Regions from separate parts of the Mus musculus genome. Here region 2 is linked to region 1. Evidence: chromatin loops called from intact Hi-C (ENCODE). Cell type or tissue: left cerebral cortex. All regions are shown on one strand. Links, peaks and the distances in the headings refer to the core of each region. The heading gives the core; the rest is flanking DNA. Region 1 holds the start of Rassf3 (Ras association (RalGDS/AF-6) domain family member 3). Region 2 overlaps Tbc1d30 (TBC1 domain family, member 30).

Region 1 (9,053 bases), core at 731-8,730:
AGTTTTCTGCTATGGTTCCGAAAATTGGCCCAAGGATGTCTAATGTCCTTTGAGCCTCCTATTGTGACCTTTTGAAATGGCAGTTACTTATGCCAGGGAGGGAAGAGAAAGCAAGGGGCTGACATTCAGGGCTAAGAGCTGGGGATCAGACCCCACTGAGAAGAATGGGACTGACCTCGTGTGTGACTAGACAAATAATGGTCACAGGATGACAGGCACTGGCTGCCCAAGGAAGGCTAAAGAGAAGAACTACATCATTGGATATTTTTAGTCCTTTTTTTTTTTTTTTTTTTGTCACTGCACTCAAATCATTGTAAATCTTGCATGTTTGCCAGGAGAGGAAACACAGCCGCGCATACCGCTCATTCGAGGTTGCAGAAGGCTGGGGACTGATTTCCCTTTGAGATTCAGTGAGAGAAATATGCCTTTGTGCATCTTGCTGACACAATCACAAATGCTCAGTGGATTAAGACTGTAAGAACAGTCATGTCGGGGAGATGTGCACTGTAAACGGCTTCTGCCAGGCAAAAATGCTGGTGGGGGCTGTCTCAGCTGTTAACAGCACCAGCTGCTCTTCCAGAGGACCAGGGTTCAATCCCCAACACCCACATGGCAGTTCACAACTACCTCTTAACTCCAGTTCCAGGCTGCTCTGGCAACTCCTGGTCTCTGCAGGCATCAGGCAAGGATGGCGTATACAGACACTTGCAAACAAAACACCATACACATAAAATAAAATAATATTAAAAAAAAAAAGTACTGCTGGTGGAAATACTTGTACTCAGTTATATAGGATTAAAATTGATATAGCTAAAATACTGCTGATATTGGGAGCCACTTTTTGCCCAAGTGAACGACCTCCAAAACTTCCAGAAGAAACACTAATAAAGGGAGAGCAGGGGCTGGAGAGATGGCTCACTGGTTAAGACCACTGGCTGCTCTTGCAGAAGACAAAAGTGTGGTTCCTAGCACCCACACGGCAGCTCATAGCCATCTGGAACTCCAGTCCCAGGGAACCCAAGGTTCTGACCTCCAAGGTACTATATATACATCGTGCAGACATACATGTAGCAGGCAAAGCACCATACACAAAGGTTATCTATCCCCTCAGCTGGGAGGGAAGGCATGAGCCGGGAGGAAACTCAGTGCAAGCAGTGGAATGCTTGTCCCATGAGCACCAAGCCCTGGGGTTTGATCCCCAGCATCCCAGGAAACTGGGCATGACTCCCTGAACTTAGGGGGAGGTGGGAGGATCAAGAGGTTCAAGGTCTTACATAGAGAGCTGTGTAGCCCAGCCTGGGCTACATGGGACTGTCTCAAAAAAAAAAAAAAAAAAAAAAAGGCCACATAGAAGATTAGCAGATTGTATTACTAGTTTTAGGCTGCGCGTATGTTCTAGGCAGTTTGATTTTAGTAACTACAGAACATTTTTGGTTCTGCTTATAAAACTAAGAATAGGCGGCTCCTCTGAAGCCTGGCGAATCCACACACCAGAACTGAGCACTGCCAAGATATTCTGTGCAGCAGAGTCAGAATCCTAAGAAAGCCTTAGTATACACATGTCCATATTTAAAGGGAACACAGCATCTTAAGCTACGCTTCTGCTGAGAAAGCAGCTGACCCACGCTCCGGCCTTCCTAGCATCTAGTAGGGGCCTTAGACAGCCGCTCAACAGTCTCTCCTCTCCGAAGAGCAGTGTTCTTGGGAGAACCATGAGATAAGACACGTTTGAGAGCGGTGAAGAGCCAAGTATCTTCAAACCAGGAAAGGGATCATCTAACCAGTGTTCACTAAGCAACTGCACAGTGAAGCATTGGCTGGGGGGGGGGGGGCACATTAACACCCCCTCAAAGCCTCTTTTTTTTTTTTTTTTTTTTTTAAGACCAACATGGTACAAAATAAAAGGAGAAAAGGACACCATTTTCTTTATGACTCTTTCTGTTATCGTTGGAGATGGGGAGAAGTTGAATGTTTCCTGGCCTGGCAAGAGAAGAAAGAAAATGTCTACCCCTGACTCTCCAAACACACCCCCTCTCCTCAGCCTGTATTCAGCCGAGCCCTCTTGCTTTCTTTGAATATTCGCAAGGGTTCCAGAAACCATCCTTCCTAGCTTTCCCAGCAGGTGGTACAGCCTACGGGAGGCGGGCGGGGGGGCGGGGGGGGGGGGATCTGTGCAAGCAAGAATGGATCCTTATGGCTCTCCCCACCTTCTAGGGAAGAGGTAGAAGTACCCGTGTAAGAAGTGTTTCTTTTGCCCCTATAATCATATCAAAGTGAAGAAGTGTTATCTGACCCGACCCAAAAGACACACTCTACCGTTGGCGTGCATGGCTTTGCGAGCGTTACTTCCTCGTTCACAAATATGTAATCAGGAACTTAAGATACACTCACTTCTTTAAATAAAACACAAGTCGCTTGCTGCAATCCAAGGTGCAGACAGGCGTGGCTGCAGGGGCAGAGGAGGTAAGGCAGGTGGATCTCCATGCACTGAGGCCAGCCTGGCTCACACGATGAGTTCCTGGACAGGCAAGGCTATGTACAGACCATGTCTCAAAAATAAACAAACAAACTCAGGCTTCAGAAACCCTTCTAACCAAGAGCCCTTTCTTTAACACACGCGTGTGATGCCAGAAAACAGGCCACAGAGCTTCAAATAGACAGTGAATGGCTCCACCCAGGAAGTGGATGTTACTGCCCTGATTTTCAACACGTCATACAGTCATGTCAGTGCTCAATGGACAATATTGCATGATATATACAGACACAGTTAGAGGACGGTTACCAAAGTGGTTACGTATAACCTAGACTCTCTTAATGTACATAAACCTCACAGAAATGCTGCTTAAAGTGTGTGTGTGAAGGGGGGGGGGGTCTGGATAATGACCTTGAATTGCTGATCTTCCTGCCTGCACACAGACAGGCAGACAGACAGACAGACACACTACTGTGAACTACAACCCCATATTATGCAGTAAGTACTAGGCAAGCTACTAGCTACATCCCCAGCTGCCGCTTCAACTACTAAAAAGCAGGAACAAGATTCTTGACTTCCAACCACAGCATTCTGGCTGGACCCCCGTGGAGGGGACTCCCACACCGGTAGAATTCAAGAACCCCCTGGTTTTCTGGAAATTACCAGGCACTTCTGGAATACAAGTCAAACTGGCTCAAGCTCTTTACAAGGCAAACGGGAGGGGAATATGTAAAGTGGTGAAGAACCCCAATGAGGGAAAAACTAGATGAGAAAGGGGGAAAAGGCCATTTCTTGTCTGCCCCACAGGAGGTAGGCCAGGCAGTGTGGGAGTGGGAGTCGTGGGTAATCTCTGACTTCCAAATTCCCCCATTAGCACATTCTACTGAAAATAAAAGGTCACCCTAGTAAACGGAGCAACCTGAAGTCTGAGGATAAAGGCATGCTACCACCCACCCTAGCTAGCCCTTCACTAGGGGACTAGTTGTTAGCAATAATGACCTCATCCTAGCCTTTCACCCTCCTCCTCCTCTTAGTTTGGAAATCTAATAGACCAAAAAGCCTAGAACTTCCAAATCTGATAAAGGAGTTTTACTTTAGAAAACAACGGCCTGTTAAACTTAAAAGGGTTGGCAAGGGCAGTCTGGGCAGAGATTTCTCTCCACCAAAATCCCCATCACTGGGCCTCTGAACGATTAGTTTCTCTTGTTTTTCATCTCCAGAGTTGACAGAAACCTCTGGTGTGCGTCTGTGGTGTTTTTAGGAGCAACAAGTTTGTTCCGTTAAAGCTCCTATATCTGACGAGAGCGTGGCCGAGCTGGCCAGGCTCCCTGGTGCGGCTTCCAGGGCCAGAAGGCCACCGGTTAAGCGCCGACCTTACAAGTCCGGCCAAAGTGCCCCATTTGGAAGACGCCCCTAAAAAAAAATAATAATAATCCCTGTCCCGATCTGTGAAACTGGCACAACTTCCCGTACTGTCTTTTCCCAAGCCACGCTTCCCACGGCACCCTTCCTCCAAAAAAGGAAGAAATCGGCGTAAGGCTCAGCCCTCTGGAGCTAAGTCTACCCAGGACGTCCGCAGGACCCGCAAACCGGACCTGATGAGACCCAGACTTTAGTGAGCACCGACGATCGCCCGGTCCCTTTACCCTGCAGCTTGCCCGCACCGGGGCTGCTCGGTCACTTTGGGCTATTGCGTGCCCTCAAGCCACTCAGGGCCATCGAGCAAACTGCAGCTAGAAGCAAACTGCAGCCAGGACGGCGCGGTGACCCGGCCGTCGCCCCGAAGGGCTGTCGGGGGAGCCATCCCGAGTGGCCCGGGGACCTCCCGGCTCTTTGGAGCTGCTCCCGCAGCCGGCGTCCCCCAAGCAGAGAGGCCCAGGCCATCTGGCTCCGCGCCCTTCCACCTCCTTCCTTCGCCTCGGGCGGCCCACGCCCACTGCACAGGCTCCCAGCACCTTTCAGGCGCCGAAAGGGCAAAGGCCACTCTCAGAGCCCCGCAGCCCTCGGGCGAGCATCGCCCAGCGCGGGCGCAGACACGTGGAGCCAAGACCCCCGAGCACGCCACTCACCGGCTGACCCGAACGGGACTTGCCCGGAGGCGCTCTCCTGAAGAAGGAGGTCCTGGCGGTGAAGAAAAAGTCCTCGTCCTCCTCGAGGCTGCTGTAGCCGCTGCTCATGCTGCTGGTCCGGTTGCGCGCAGGGGGCCTCCCCGGGGCGCAGGCGGCCAGGCCGGGGTGCGGCGCCCGCCCGCCCCGTGAGGTTCCCGGCGCGCGGCCCCGAGCCGCCGGCAAGCCGTCCTGCTGCAGCTGCAGCCGCCGCTCAAGCCGCCGTCTGGTCCCCTCCCGCAGGATCAGCCGCCCTCTCCGGGCGCCTCCCGGCTCTGGTGCGCCACGACCCCGCCCCCTCCTGGACCCAGCCCCCCACGCCTGGCAAGGCCCCACCCACCTCAAACCAGACCCCGCCCAGCCAAGACCCCGCCCCCAGCCCGTCAAGGACCCAGCACACGCCACGCCCCTGCTACCAAGGCCCCGCCCAGGCCCCGCCCCACGGGCCTCCGCTGCTGCGTCCTGCCCAGCTCCGCGCGCGCAGGTGGGGCCCCGCCCGCGGCCCTCAGCCACGCCCCTCCGTCCTAGCACCGGTGGACTGTTGGAGGAAGGTGGGTTCGAGCACCGCCCCTGCTGGAACAGTTCTCCCGAGGGCTTCCCCAACCTCCCGGAATCTGCAAACTCCTCAGTGATTTCCCGTCACTGGAGCCGAAGTTTTGGAGAGGGCGGCAATATAATGGAGAACTTTTCCCACTCTCCTTCGGGCTCGGCCTTGGTGGAAACGGTCTGGGTCGAGGGGGTCGAGCCACGCGTGCGGCTGGCCCCTCCCAAACCGTTATAAGTTAGCAGAGGTGGGTGGGGTAAGAGCGACTGGGTTGTGCTTATTTGAAAGAAAACATCCTCTCTGGTTCTTTTGAACTTCGGTGGTAAAGCTTTCCCGCCTCCCTGTGGCGAAGGCGTGTCCCAAATGTGGATGGCTAAAGCAGTTGAGAATTTGGGGGACAAATTTCATAATCACCGAACAATCCAGTACTTTTAATTTAAATGCACTTTGGAAATGTCGCCTCCCACAAGCAACCTTACATGGTCACCCCATGGGGGAGCAAGTAGATTAGACCACTCCGTTCTCACCCACACAACAAAAAACAAGGTTTCCCTTCGGGAATCTGCTAAATTTTTAAAATGCGACTTTTTTTTTTTTTTTTTTTTTTTGCTTAGGGTGACCTGGGGGGTCGTTTTCCCCTTGGCGTGATGGAGTTGACTTGAGTCCTACTAACTTGCTTGCAAGAGACCTTGATGGGAAAGAGGGTTTGAAGCTTTAAGGCTGCTATGATATGCAGGCCGTAGCAGAATTTTTGTTTTGTTTTTTAAGGAGTTTTTTAAAAGAGAAACTCGTCATTGCTTATGGCTAAGCCCTTTTCTCCTCTACTCCCCCAGTGCTGTGACTAAAACATAAAGGTAGCAGTCGCCTTCAGGCTGAGACCCGCTGCTTCTGTGGCGTTTTTGTGTACCCTTCCTGGAATCAGGACTGAGTGCCTAATCGTCACTTGAGAACGAGAAGGGGGGAAAGCCAGACCGGAGAGAAGTCTGGGACAAGGGAAAGAAATGGCTCCTGTGTAGTTCCTTCCTCCCTCGGGCAGAAAGAAGGCTGACTTATCTGCCTTCCTGCAGATTTATTCACGTGTTCAGCATGCAAACTGGCCTTTCACTCCAGGGAACTCACCCCCAGAGGGGCCTTAGAGTCACAGCCTATTTTAAAGCCCTTACTTGAAAGACTTCTTCCCAGGCACCACTCGACTATGGATGACTAGAAAGCAGAGTCTGGCTTTACTCTTCCTTTAGCCGGAAAGCCTTACTTTACAGGTTCCTTGTGTACTTAGGAGCCAAATGTAAGAGAAGAGGACAATCACTCCATGCAAGATTTGTCTTCTTTAACTCCTACTGTGACATCATTCAGATAATGCCATATTGAAATAACAGGGGCTTCAGTTAAATACTCCAGTTTGAGTAGTGGGTGGGTTAAAGATTTATTGATTTGTTGATTTATTATGTATATAATGTTCTCCCTGCATGTATGCCTTTAGAGGAGGGTACCAGATCTCATTGTAGATGGTTGTGAGCCACCATGTGGTTGCTGGGAACTCAGGACCTTGTGACCTGAGCCATCTCTCCAGCCTGGGGTAAACGATTTAACAAACGTGTTTTATTATATTATTATATTTATATTATATTATCCATGCGTCACCTAGAGTAGACACAGACACAGAAACAGAAAAGATCTTTCATGGTTTGGATTGGTTTTTGTTTTGTTTTCTTTTGCTTTTGGGTCTCCTGGCTGTCCTGGAGCTCACTTTGTAGACCAGTCTGGCCTCGAACTCAGAAATCTGCCTGCCTCTGCCTCCCAAGTGCTGGCATTAAAGGCGTGCACCACCACTGCCCTGCCCTTTCATGATATTTTTTTTAAAGATTTATTTATTTATTATATGTAAGTACACTGTAGCTGTCTTCAGACACTCCAGAAGAGGGCATCAGATTTCGTTACAGATGGTTGTGAGCCACCATGTGGTTGCTGGGATTTGAACTCCGGACCTTCGGAAGAGCAGTCGGCGCTCTTAACCACTGAGCCATCTCGCCAGCCCCCTGATGTTATTTTTAAGGGGAAGAGTCTACATTACATTTTATGGCTGTCAGCACCCCATCAGAATCATTTAGGCTTGCTGCCTTTTAACTTTTAGAAATTAGTGTTTGTGGGCAGGTGCCCCTGCCATGGCTTGCCTGTGGAAGGAAGAGGGCAGCTTTGTGCTGTCAGTTCTCCTGACGTAGTTACACGGGCCCTGGCCCCTGAACCCGGGTGGCTGGTCCTGAACCACAGGCAACTTTACTGACTGACCCATCTCATTGGCCTCGTGAGAACCACTTGTTTAAAAAAATAATCATAATTCGGAAGAGGGGTAGTCCAGGGTGGATCACCTTTATTAACGGGGTCCTGGGGTTTTACTGAACAGGCCTGAAGCTAAGAAAGTCTGGTTCTGCCACGGGGTGGCACACGCCTTTAATCCCAGCAGAGAAGCAGAGGCAGGCAGATCTCTGAGTTCTAGAACATCCAGGGTCACATAGAGACTCCATCTCAAACACACACACACACACACACACAAAGTATGACTAAGGAAAGTCTCTGCTTCTAGGAACAAAAAGTAAAAGCCATATTTCTATATTTTTCACATAGCATCATTTTAAATAAAAGCTGAGTTTTAAGATTTGACTCACAGAGCCAGGCCGTGGTGGCACGCGCCTTTAATCCCAGCACTTGGGAGGCAGAGGCAGGCAGATTTCTGAGTTCGAGGCCAGCCTGGTCTACAAAGTGAGTTCCAGGACAGCCAGGGCTACACAGAGAAACCCTGTCTCGAAAAAAAAAAAAAAAAAAAAAAGATTTGACTAACGGGACTTAGAGATTGTAAAAAACTCAACATGCCTTGCTAAACAGTTAAACAGTCTTATCATTTAAAATCCAAGGAAAGGGAAGGGTAGAGTAAATAAAAGAGACTCAGGCAGGCTCAGGTTTGAAAGGCCTTATTGTCAAACACAGACGTGAATTTGTGAGTGGAGTGAATCACCACACATGTCCCACTGATAGAGGAGCCTATTGGCTTAGATTCTCATCAAATGCCTGCATAGCTTTTCTTTCCATGTTAATTGGGGAACATACTTAAAGTAAATGTATACAAAGTAGCTTTGTCAGAGAGAGGAGCAAAGTAATACATGCATCCTCTGTAGAGAAGGTGAGGGAGGCTAAGGGCTTAGTCCTGTACAGTGTCTGGGAAATGCTTTTCCGGCAGAATGAAGAGCGTGTGTAAAGGTCCTGTGGCAGGAGAGTGCTCGGCAGATCCAAACAACAGCCAGCACATCAATGTTTTCTAACTGTGTGAGTGGAAGGTGAGTGTTGGGAACTTTTGTCAGAGAGTAACAGAAAATCCCTAACAGATGTAGCTTGGTGGGCAGAGTACTTTCTTAGCATGTACAAGAGACCCTGGGTTCAATCCCCAGCACTGAAAAAAAAAAAAAAGGTAAAAATGTAACAACCACAGAAAAGTCACTGTTCTGTAAAGGTTTTTGCTTTGTTTTGTTTTTAACCAGAGATTTTGAGCAAAGGGATAATGATATTTGACTTGCCTTTATAAATCACTCAGTACTGAGCAGAGAGTAGAGTTAAATGATACAGGAACTTGGGGTCTAGAGGGATGGCTCAGTGGCTAAGAGTGCTAACTGTTCTTCCAGAGGACCCAGGTTCGATTCCCAGCACCCACATGGCAGCTTAAATCTGTCTGTAACTAATACCCTCATATAGACATACATGCAGGCAAGACACCTATGCACATGAGATAAAAACAAACATCTTTTAGAATGATATGAACACTCAAACAAATAAAACAAGGAGGTCCATTTTTTTTCACTCCTGAAATCAGCCAGCATGATTGTAAGGCATGTGTGACACAATCACATCTGTGTACCTGCAACTGCAGGTGAGGTTCTGACTC
Region 2 (9,053 bases), core at 461-8,460, 170 kb before region 1:
TTTTAAAAATTAAAATTAAAAAAAGAAATCGCAAGCCTGCTTCATACCCTCCAGGATTTTAATATGCCCAAAATAAAAAATCACAGCAAAAAGACACAGAAGCAGCTGACCAAAGTTCCTCCTGATGCGTCAGAAACCAATTCGGGACTCACCTACACCACCCCCACCCCTCACCCTCCTGCAATGAGAAGGCGGCATAATTATCTAAGTAACCCAAAGTCAGCTATGCTGCGAGGTTTCTAAAAGGGCTGCCAGACCTGAGTTCACCCCATATGTAATTGCAATTATGCAACCCTCAGCTTCGCGGAGAGATGAGAAGGCACAGGTTCCCCCGCATTCAGCAGGACCCTCCATCCTCACTCCTGATGTCAGCGGTTTTACAACCTGGATATGAAAATCCCGAGAGCTGGCCCGTCATAAAACGCCCACGCTGAGGCAGGCCCCGGTACTCATGGCCACTTGGGCTATCAGCGTGGCCCACGCCGGCTTTGGAGAACATAAACTAGGCTTTGTTTGCACACTTGGTGCCTTTTTAAATCGGCGCTTCTGTCACATGGCTTCCTCAAATTACCACTTTCTTCTGACTGCCGTGCTCGCGTTGCCTTTCTAACGTGTCAAAAGCCACTCAAATGACCCAACAGAGCACAGGTCAGTTCTGTGCATAGCCTTTCGCAGGCAGCTTGAATGCTGGGTGATGCCCCGCCCCCTACTGCCTGACAGTCTAGCTCACTCTCCAGCGCACCAGATAAACAAAGACTAAAACCACAGCTAGCTCTGTACGCTAGTGGAAAAGTCCCCGCCTCAAAGGATTCCACAAAACTTCATTTTCAAAAAGGAAGTTAGGCCCGCCAAGGGCCCATTTTTTCCCCCACTTAATGGTTTGCAATTTCTCCTTCTCGGGTCCTAGTTCTGTAAGGGCCGGCTGCCGAAAACCCCCCTGGCAGCCTTCCATACAGGACAAGCAGGCCCAAGGAGCCACAGCTTTGTTTCATCGGGACAGGATTCACCACGTAAACATATCTCCTGAGCGGCAGCTCAGCCACAGGGAAAAAGGGAATCCACGCAGTCCCTGGGGGAGGTGAGGGTGCAGAAGGCTCTGGTGGGCATGGGTCAGGAAAAGGTGATAGAAAACAGTAAAGACAAAAAGTCATAATGTGGGGGCTCTGCCGAAGGTCCCGAGTTCAAATCCCAGCAACCACGTGGTGGCTCACAATCATCTGCCTGAAGACAACTACAGTGTACTTACATATAATAAATAAACCTTTTTACAAAAAAGTGATAATATGTACATCGTGATACTTCTTACCTATGTTATATAGTACCTGAGAAAACACATTTATTTATCTATGGCATTGGGGGCCAAACCCCTATACTAGGTGATATGAAAATCCCAAGAGCTGGTCTGTCATAAAACACCCACACAAGGCAGGCCTGGAGATGCACTCATAACCACCTGGGCTACCCCATACTCTAGGCAATCGACCTTGCCATTGAGCTGCAGCCCAGGCGAGCACAGTTCTATTAAATTGTGTCTTCTTTAAAACTGCTAAAGAAATGTTTCTCAGTCATGCTGTAATTCTTTTCTGCGCGTGTGCAGGCAGGCTGGGGGTCCTATGGAAGTGGTGTGTATATAGAAAGGACCAAGGCTGACACCAGATGCCCGTCACTTACCGAGGCAGGATCTCTTGCTGAGCCCAGAGCTAGTCTGGCTAGCTAGCTTGTTTGCTTAGGGATTGCCTGATGCTGCCTCTAAGAGGCAGGATGACAGGGATGCTGCACCTCCATTAGGCAGGATGACACACAGGCCATCTCAGTCACCTGTCTTTTATGTGATTTCTGGAGATCTGAACCATTTTTACCTGCTGAGTGTCCCTATGCCCCCAGTTATGCTTGTAATTCTATAACACAATAAAACTGTCGGTCTAAAGTCATCTCAAATTCTAACATCAGGTCAGCCTTCCCTCACTCTACCCATAATTCCAAGTGTCAGGCAGCCCGCCCTCACTCAATCCAAAATTCCAGGCGTCATGTCTTACGTTGCAAATTAAGATGAGGAAGAGGAAGAAGAAATAGGAGTGTGTCTGATTTTTAACCAATATTTCTAAACAAAACAGCTACAAAGGAAACGTGTGGCAAGGGCTGAGGAAGAGGGAAAGCGGCTTGCTCGTATCTGTTGTTTTAGCTCCCAGTGGCTAAAATGGCAACTGGAAAAGCAGACCTGCAATAGTCTCCTGGGTATCAGGCAGGTCCCCTCGTGAACCTCGCCTCCCTCTGCATGTGAGATGTCCGCCAAGGTCTACCCGTCCTCATGCACCAACCACAGACTACCATGGCATCTCACGGCACGCTCTGGACTCTTTTATTTTTTCTTTCTTTCTTTCTTCCTTTTGTTTAGTATTGGTTTGGGTTTTCTTTTAAAGCAGGATCAGACCTTGAACTTGTTATGCAGCCAAGGCTGTCCTTAAACTCCAGATCCTCTGGCTGGAGAGATGGCTCAGTGATTGAGGATACTGGCTGCTCTTCCAGAGGACCTGGGTTCAATTCCCAGCACCCACATGGCAGCCCACAACTCCAGTTCCAGGGGATCTGACACACTCACAGAGACACACCTGCAGGCAAAGCACCAATGCACATAAAATAAAGATTTAAAAAAAAATCATTAAACAAAAAAACAAAAACTCCTGATCTTCCTGCCTCCATGACTTAGTACTTAGGTTAGGTACCACCACCGCTAAACTCCAGTTCATCCTTTTTACGAGTTAATTTCTCAGGCATCACTGAGCCCATCTGAGACCTGATCGGCCTGCACACACCCCTCCCCCTAAGCCTCTCCATCCCACCTCCAAACAGAACCACCACGTACTCCAGCTTTGCAACAGAACACTCCCTATTTTAGACATGCAAATTACATCTGAGGAAAAACACTAAAGGCAGTGGACGGAATACATAAAATAGTTCTCTTTTATTTTTTTTTTTACTTTGACCGGGTTCGCTTCAAACTCACAGGCATCCTCCTGTCTCTACCTCCCATGCCCAGCTAAAATTGCTCCTTAATCTAAAGCATCCCAAAGCCATGCACTGCGTCCCTGCTGCCTTTTAGATGAGCCAGGAGCTTCATCGTCATTGCCTTCTATACATAAACAGAGAAAGAGAGACGGTGAGTGCGTTCGGGCTGGGTTTATAATTAAGTCTACCGTGATACGTCTACAACCGGGAGGAACGTTTGTTTATTTTTCCATATCACTGAGATATTCCCCACAGTCAAGGAGGTGGAGGCTTGGGTACAGAGATTAGATCTCAAACGGCACAAATCCTGCAGTCAACATCAGTGTGGAGGTTCAGCCATGAGACGGAGACTCACACTGCCCTGAGTATATGAGGCAACGGTACCCCTCCCCCAACATATGCATATATCCTGTGATGGTTTGAACGCAAATGGCCCCCGTAGGCTCATATATTTGAGGGTTTCATTCCTAGTTGGTGGGCTGTTTAGGAAGAATTAGGAAACTTGGCCTTGCTAGAGGAGGTGTGTCACTAGCAGTAAGCTGTAAGATTTCAAAAGTTTAGGCCAGGCCCAGTCAGTCAGTGTCTCTGTCTCCTTCCCTCCTCCCTCTCCTCCCTCCCTCCTTCCCTCCCTCCCTCCCTCCCTCCCTCTCCTTCCTCTCCTTCCTCCCTCCCTCCCTCCTTCCCTCTGGTTCTTTCTCCCTCCTGCCTGCAGATCAGGATGTGAGCTCTCAGCTACTGCTCCAGCCTAATGCCTCCCTGCCACCATGCTCCCTGCCATGATGGTCACAGAGCCATCCTCTGAAACTATAAGCAAGCCCCCAATTACATGCAGTCTTTTCCAAGCCTTGGTCATAAAGTCTCTTCATAGCAATAGAACAATGACTAAGACACTCTGTGGTGACTTACCCGCCCACCTTCAGACCTCTAACCTTACACCACCAGTGCTTTCAGAATTGCTTTCAACTAAAACAGGTCGTAGACATCAAAGATTCAAAGACACGTTTATTTCTGTATGCAGACACCTCCCATAGACGCATCTACTTACATCCTATACACCCTGCCCCAAATACAAACAAGTAAAGCAATCAAGTTAGGCAGGTCGCTGCTAATAGGATCCCCGTGTCGTGTGTGTGTGTGTGTGTGTGTGTGTGTGTGTGTGTGTTCTGTTTGTCTATCTGTCTCTGTCTCAATCTCTCTGCCACTCTCCTCTCTATCGACAGGGTCTCAAGTAGCTTGGGCTGGCCTTGAATTCGTTATGTACTGAGTATGGTCTTGAACTCAACCTGATGCTCGTGCCTCTGCCTCCCAAGTAGTCAAGCTGCAGAAATACACTAGCGCACCTGGTCTGTGCAGCGCTGGGAACTGAACCTTGTGAAGGTCAGGTGAGCATTCTGCTGCCTGAGCAACATCCCTGGCCTGGTAGTCCTTATGTAAGTCCTTCCCCTGGGATATAAACTGACCTGGTGACCATGGATATGGAAAAACAACAGCCACCACAGGGGACGTTTGGCTGTACATCTGTCATCTCCTCGGCCTTGCTCTTAGGGATGTCAGTCACCTGTCTGAGATGGGGGACATTTACATGGCAAGGAACTGAAAGGCCTTCAGCCAACCACCGAACCCCGGAGACCCTTCATTTCAACAGTGTGTGAGGAAGTTCTTGCCAACAACCACATAAACACGCCGCTGGACAAACACTCCTGCCATTTGGGCCTTCAAATAAGATCACAGCGGCCACCATCATGAATGCCAAAGTGGTGTGCACCTGAGCTGGCTCAGCCATGCCCAAATGTCTGACGGAAAGAAACTATGAAGAAATATACAAGAGAGAAAGAGAGAGAGAGAATTGACATAATCAATGCTTGCTTTTAAAGTGTCTTATGGAAGTGAAAACGTTCATAGTTGGCAGCTACGGCAGTCTGTCACCTCACATGGCTTTAACTTGGGGAGAATCCTACCACAGGTAATTACAAACGATCGCAAGGGGCAAGGCAGGAAAGAGTCATACCCCAATGTCAGCATTGCTGTTGCCCTGGTCTGAACCTGACACTCACCTTCAGCGCGTCCCCCTCGTTGCCCTCCATCACTTCCAGAATGAGGGCAGCCAGGATGTTGAAGCCTTGGCAGTACCCGACGTTCTTGTTCCACCGGGCGTAAGCCAATAGCACCCGCTTTAGTACCACCCTGTCTTGCTCTGCCTCCTGGCCACAGTAGGAACTACAGCCCGTGCGATGCAGATCCTAAGAAGGGAGGGGAACAGTTCTTAAATACCTCCTGCCGTGGTTGGAACAAGTCCTGGCCTTCAAGGAGCAAAGAGCTTGGCTCTACACACTTCCCACCATGATGGCTCCCCCGCCTCAGACGTAAAGCAACGGATCAGCAGACCTTCCTGACCAGTGAGCCAAATATCTTGTGAGTTGACCATCTCAGGTATTCTCCACTGCCTGGTCACATGATTGAAAGCTGACTAACAAACCTAACACTCCCTCAGGGAAAAATACCTGAATTTTTTTTTCTTCATTTCACCTTTACCTCTATGAGCATAGATATTCACCTTTTTTGCTTTTAATTTATAAGCAACGTATATACATGAGCCAAAACGCTCTTAAATTTTTTGTTTTCCTACTGTTTTCAACTATGCAGTCTGAGAAAGAATCGCAAGAGTGAGTTTAGTCAGTCAAATGTTCCTTAGAATGCTTCCTGAGCAACACAAAAGGTTACTCAGTTAAAAAAAAAAAACTCCATTAAAATTTCATGTAAATTGAGAGCCTTTTTAAAGATGTATATTAGTCATATATATATATATATATATATATATATATATATATATTTGTTTCAACATATGAGAGGTGCTAAGATTAATCCTTTGAACAAAATATGGTATAAGATTTAGCTGCTAAAGCCCTAATACTAAAGACTAAAATTAAAACAGCAAAGTTATCAAGTATTACACAGAGAAATCAGCCTTTGCCAATTAGTCTATACATTTCTACAGTGTAGGTAATAACACCTGCTGCTCTGTAATAACATGGAGCTAATATCTATAATTGAATTACTAAGATGAAGCTATGGTTTTCAGGAGAGACAGTTTCACTGATTAGCACTCGCTTCACTGAAAAAGATCCTTTTAGTAGCATGATTATAAAATGTGTGTTGCCTAAGCTGGTCACGGTGGGAACCTCCTCTGACCCCAGCACACTCAGGAGGAGAGGCAGGGGGATTTCTGTGAGTCCAAGGCCAGCCTGGTGTACATAGTGAGTTCCAAGCCAAACAAGTCTCAAAAAAAACAAAAAACAAAAAACAAAAACAAAAACAAAACAGGGCTGGAGGGATGGCTGGGTAGATAAGAGTACTGGATGCTCTTCCAGAAGCCATGGGTTCAAATCCCAGCATCCAGATGGTAGCTCATAACTGACTGTAGCTCAAGTTCCAAAGGATCCGTTGCCCTCACCTGGCTTCTGTAGGTACCAGAAATGTCACAGACACACATGCTAATGAGACACCATATACATTAAATAGCATAACCTGTTTAAAGTGCACGGACAGCCTTAATTCGTAAGTTAAACAGAAAGGGAATATTTCAAGTATGGAATTTTGTCTCTATGAAACCTATGCTGAAATTCCAAATAAAACATTGAAATGCAGACAATGCAAAGCACGCAACGTGCCGTGCAGAGATTTTTAAAAAATGTTCATTTGAAACAAACCAACTTAGAGCAGAAAGTAGCTCATTTTAGTTTGTTCTTCCTTTTTTTTTTTAAATGGATTTAAATGTGCCAGCACATTAGCCATCTTGTGGTGGCCAAAATGTAGATGAGACAGCCTTCCTTTTCAAATCCCAGCTTAGCATTCCACTGTGGAACACTCACAAAGTCAAAGCCCACGTGCCTGAGCCTTATGGACAAGGATTATTCTGGTACCACAAGAAACCAGCATCTTGGCTCTTAGCACCAAGCTCTTATCAACTGCCGCAATGCAGGTGTGCAATCAGAGCTGCCCCCATAGCGGACTAGAACACTAAGCACAGATCCATCAGCCAACACACCTACTATAAATTAACAGTGAGACTAGCAAAAACTCTAATAAGAGCCAAATGTTGCTAATATGAAATATATTCACCTTTGAATCTCTCAGTCCGATGACTTTCATGTAAAAGTACAATTGGTATCCCTGACCCGTACCAGAGAAAATAAAAAGGAATTCCTCCTATCGTGTGACCAAACTAAATAAATTGGATATGTATGGGAGCTCGCTCATGTTCTCCTCTTACTGGCAACATTTAAATTTATGAAGACAGGATACGGTCAAGTTCTCCGTACAAACGCTAAGGATTGATGGAGTGAGGTCGTAAGGAGATGCTCAGACTCCGCGCAGAGGTCATGTGATCCTCTGCATAGGGAATGCTTGGCTCTTAGCGTCCTTCTTCCTGCATTAGAACGGGAAGCTGAGCTCAGCATCGTTACCTTGACGATTTGAATTCCCATGGAGTCGTCATCCGGGTTGCTTCTCTCATTGAAAGTGAAACGCATGGTTTTGTCCCAGTCGATGGCTATACTGTGCAGATAATGATCCGCCAAGGTCAACCAAACCTAAAGGGTTGCACAAGTAGAGAAGACTGGAGAAGCAGAATCGCCACTTTCATTAGTAAGCTTGGACTGCATCCCGGAAGAGCTAGCTGGGAACTGTTCGGAGGCCGGGGCTAGCTCGGGCATACAAGTCTAGTTTACTGGAGTAAAGTGAACCCTCTGGGGCTTTTTGTTCTTTCTTGCAATAAATATTTGTTGAGTTCTACTATATGCCAAATAACAATCTGATCATTAGAGAAGAAAATAACCAGGTTTTATTTTTCTTTTACTTCGGGTAATTCAATAGTCTGTATAATTCTATGACCTTGTTTTGCTTAATTCTAAATCATTCTCTGCTTGGGCAACAGCTGCTTGGCCACACACGAACCGTTTTTTCCCATGAAGACCTCTGCCTTAAAACTCCCCCTACACACCCCCTCCATACACACAATCCTGACAGGTAAATACCCAGAGTCGCTGAGTATTTTAATTCCCTTACCTGACCAAGAAAATCTAATTCTGAACAATGAATTTCATAATTCCGTGTTAATATTCACTTGAGAAACACTCGGTGTTCAAATTCCAACATTATGATTAGGTTTATAAATTAATAACTTTAGAGTTCTTTTTAAATTTCAGTACTTGGACATATTTTGGCAGGAACAGCATTGATTAATATCCCTAAGCAGACTTCCAAGCATCAGAGTCCTGCCCAAATGCCCACCAGATACCTTTGTGTTAGAGATGAATGGGGCATCCCAACAGATTCATATTCATCATTCATTCATTCATTCATTCATTCATTCATATTCTCTCTCTCTCTCTCTCTCTCTCTCTCTCTCTCTCACACACACACACACACACACACATATTCCGGTTATACACACAGACATACACACACCTGTTCCTCCCACCTACACTAACGACAGCTCTACCTTTCCAGAACTTGAGCCAAAATCTTGACATCCCGTTTATATCTTATAGTCATCCGACCCTTCATCTAAGCTCAGGCTTCAAAACGCAAAAGGCCAGTTACCACCACCCCGGCCTGTTTCTTGCCTGACTTATGATAGTCTATGTGCCTCCTGGCTGTACCCTCACATCTCAGAGGCTCACCAGCAGATGGAGTAACCCATCTGACAAGACTGCTCTGAACTTCCCAGTACTTCCTCTCTCACACTGACACAGAAGAGCCCTTCTGCTTCTACAGCCTGGGAGGGGCCCAGCCACTCACTCATCTAGCTGTAGCTAGACGCCCCGCCCCCTGCTTCCCACTGCCTCTAGGCACCTCCCACCTTTGTCTCCTACGTTCCTGAGAACTTGGTCCAGATGCTCTCACCCCAGGCAGCTTCATAAGTGACCAACTTCCTTTAGGGCCCTACTCAACATCCATATAAAACTCCGCCTCCTGACCCCTTATTCTCCCACACTCTCCGCTTTACGTCTGTTAGCCCCAGCACTTATCGCTGGGTGACACACTAT

The links. Hi-C counts contacts between places; a loop is a spot of excess contacts. Peaks named below come from ENCODE experiments on the same cell type or tissue, not always from the same donor. Only the 100,000 strongest peaks of a DNase experiment are listed, where the experiment ranks them.
Region 2: a loop joins it to region 1, with 1.8 times the contacts of the local background. A loop is called at or near these places in 2 of 42 quality-filtered maps.

The regions. Positions count from the first base shown.
Region 1 is chr10:121,471,461-121,480,513 of GRCm38, forward strand. Rassf3 (Ras association (RalGDS/AF-6) domain family member 3) reads right to left here and starts at 4,790. Exons shown (of 5, transcript NM_138956.3): 1 at 4,543-4,790. The coding sequence starts at 4,650. In left cerebral cortex, for the core only: a CTCF peak has its summit at 5,483; DNase peaks (open chromatin) are centred at 1,053, 1,492, 2,250, 2,322 and 6 more places; H3K4me3 peaks cover 3,475 bases; H3K27ac peaks cover 3,962 bases.
Region 2 is chr10:121,296,877-121,305,929 of GRCm38, forward strand. It overlaps Tbc1d30 (TBC1 domain family, member 30), which reads right to left. Exons shown (of 13, transcript NM_001361015.1): 5 at 7,470-7,595; 6 at 5,061-5,246. Among named protein-coding and RNA genes, the nearest start is that of Tbc1d30, 50 kb to the right of the region's middle. In left cerebral cortex, for the core only: CTCF peaks have their summits at 731 (motif pointing left) and 5,200; DNase peaks (open chromatin) are centred at 976, 2,986, 5,215, 6,877 and 1 more place; H3K4me3 peaks cover 373 bases; H3K27ac peaks cover 2,042 bases.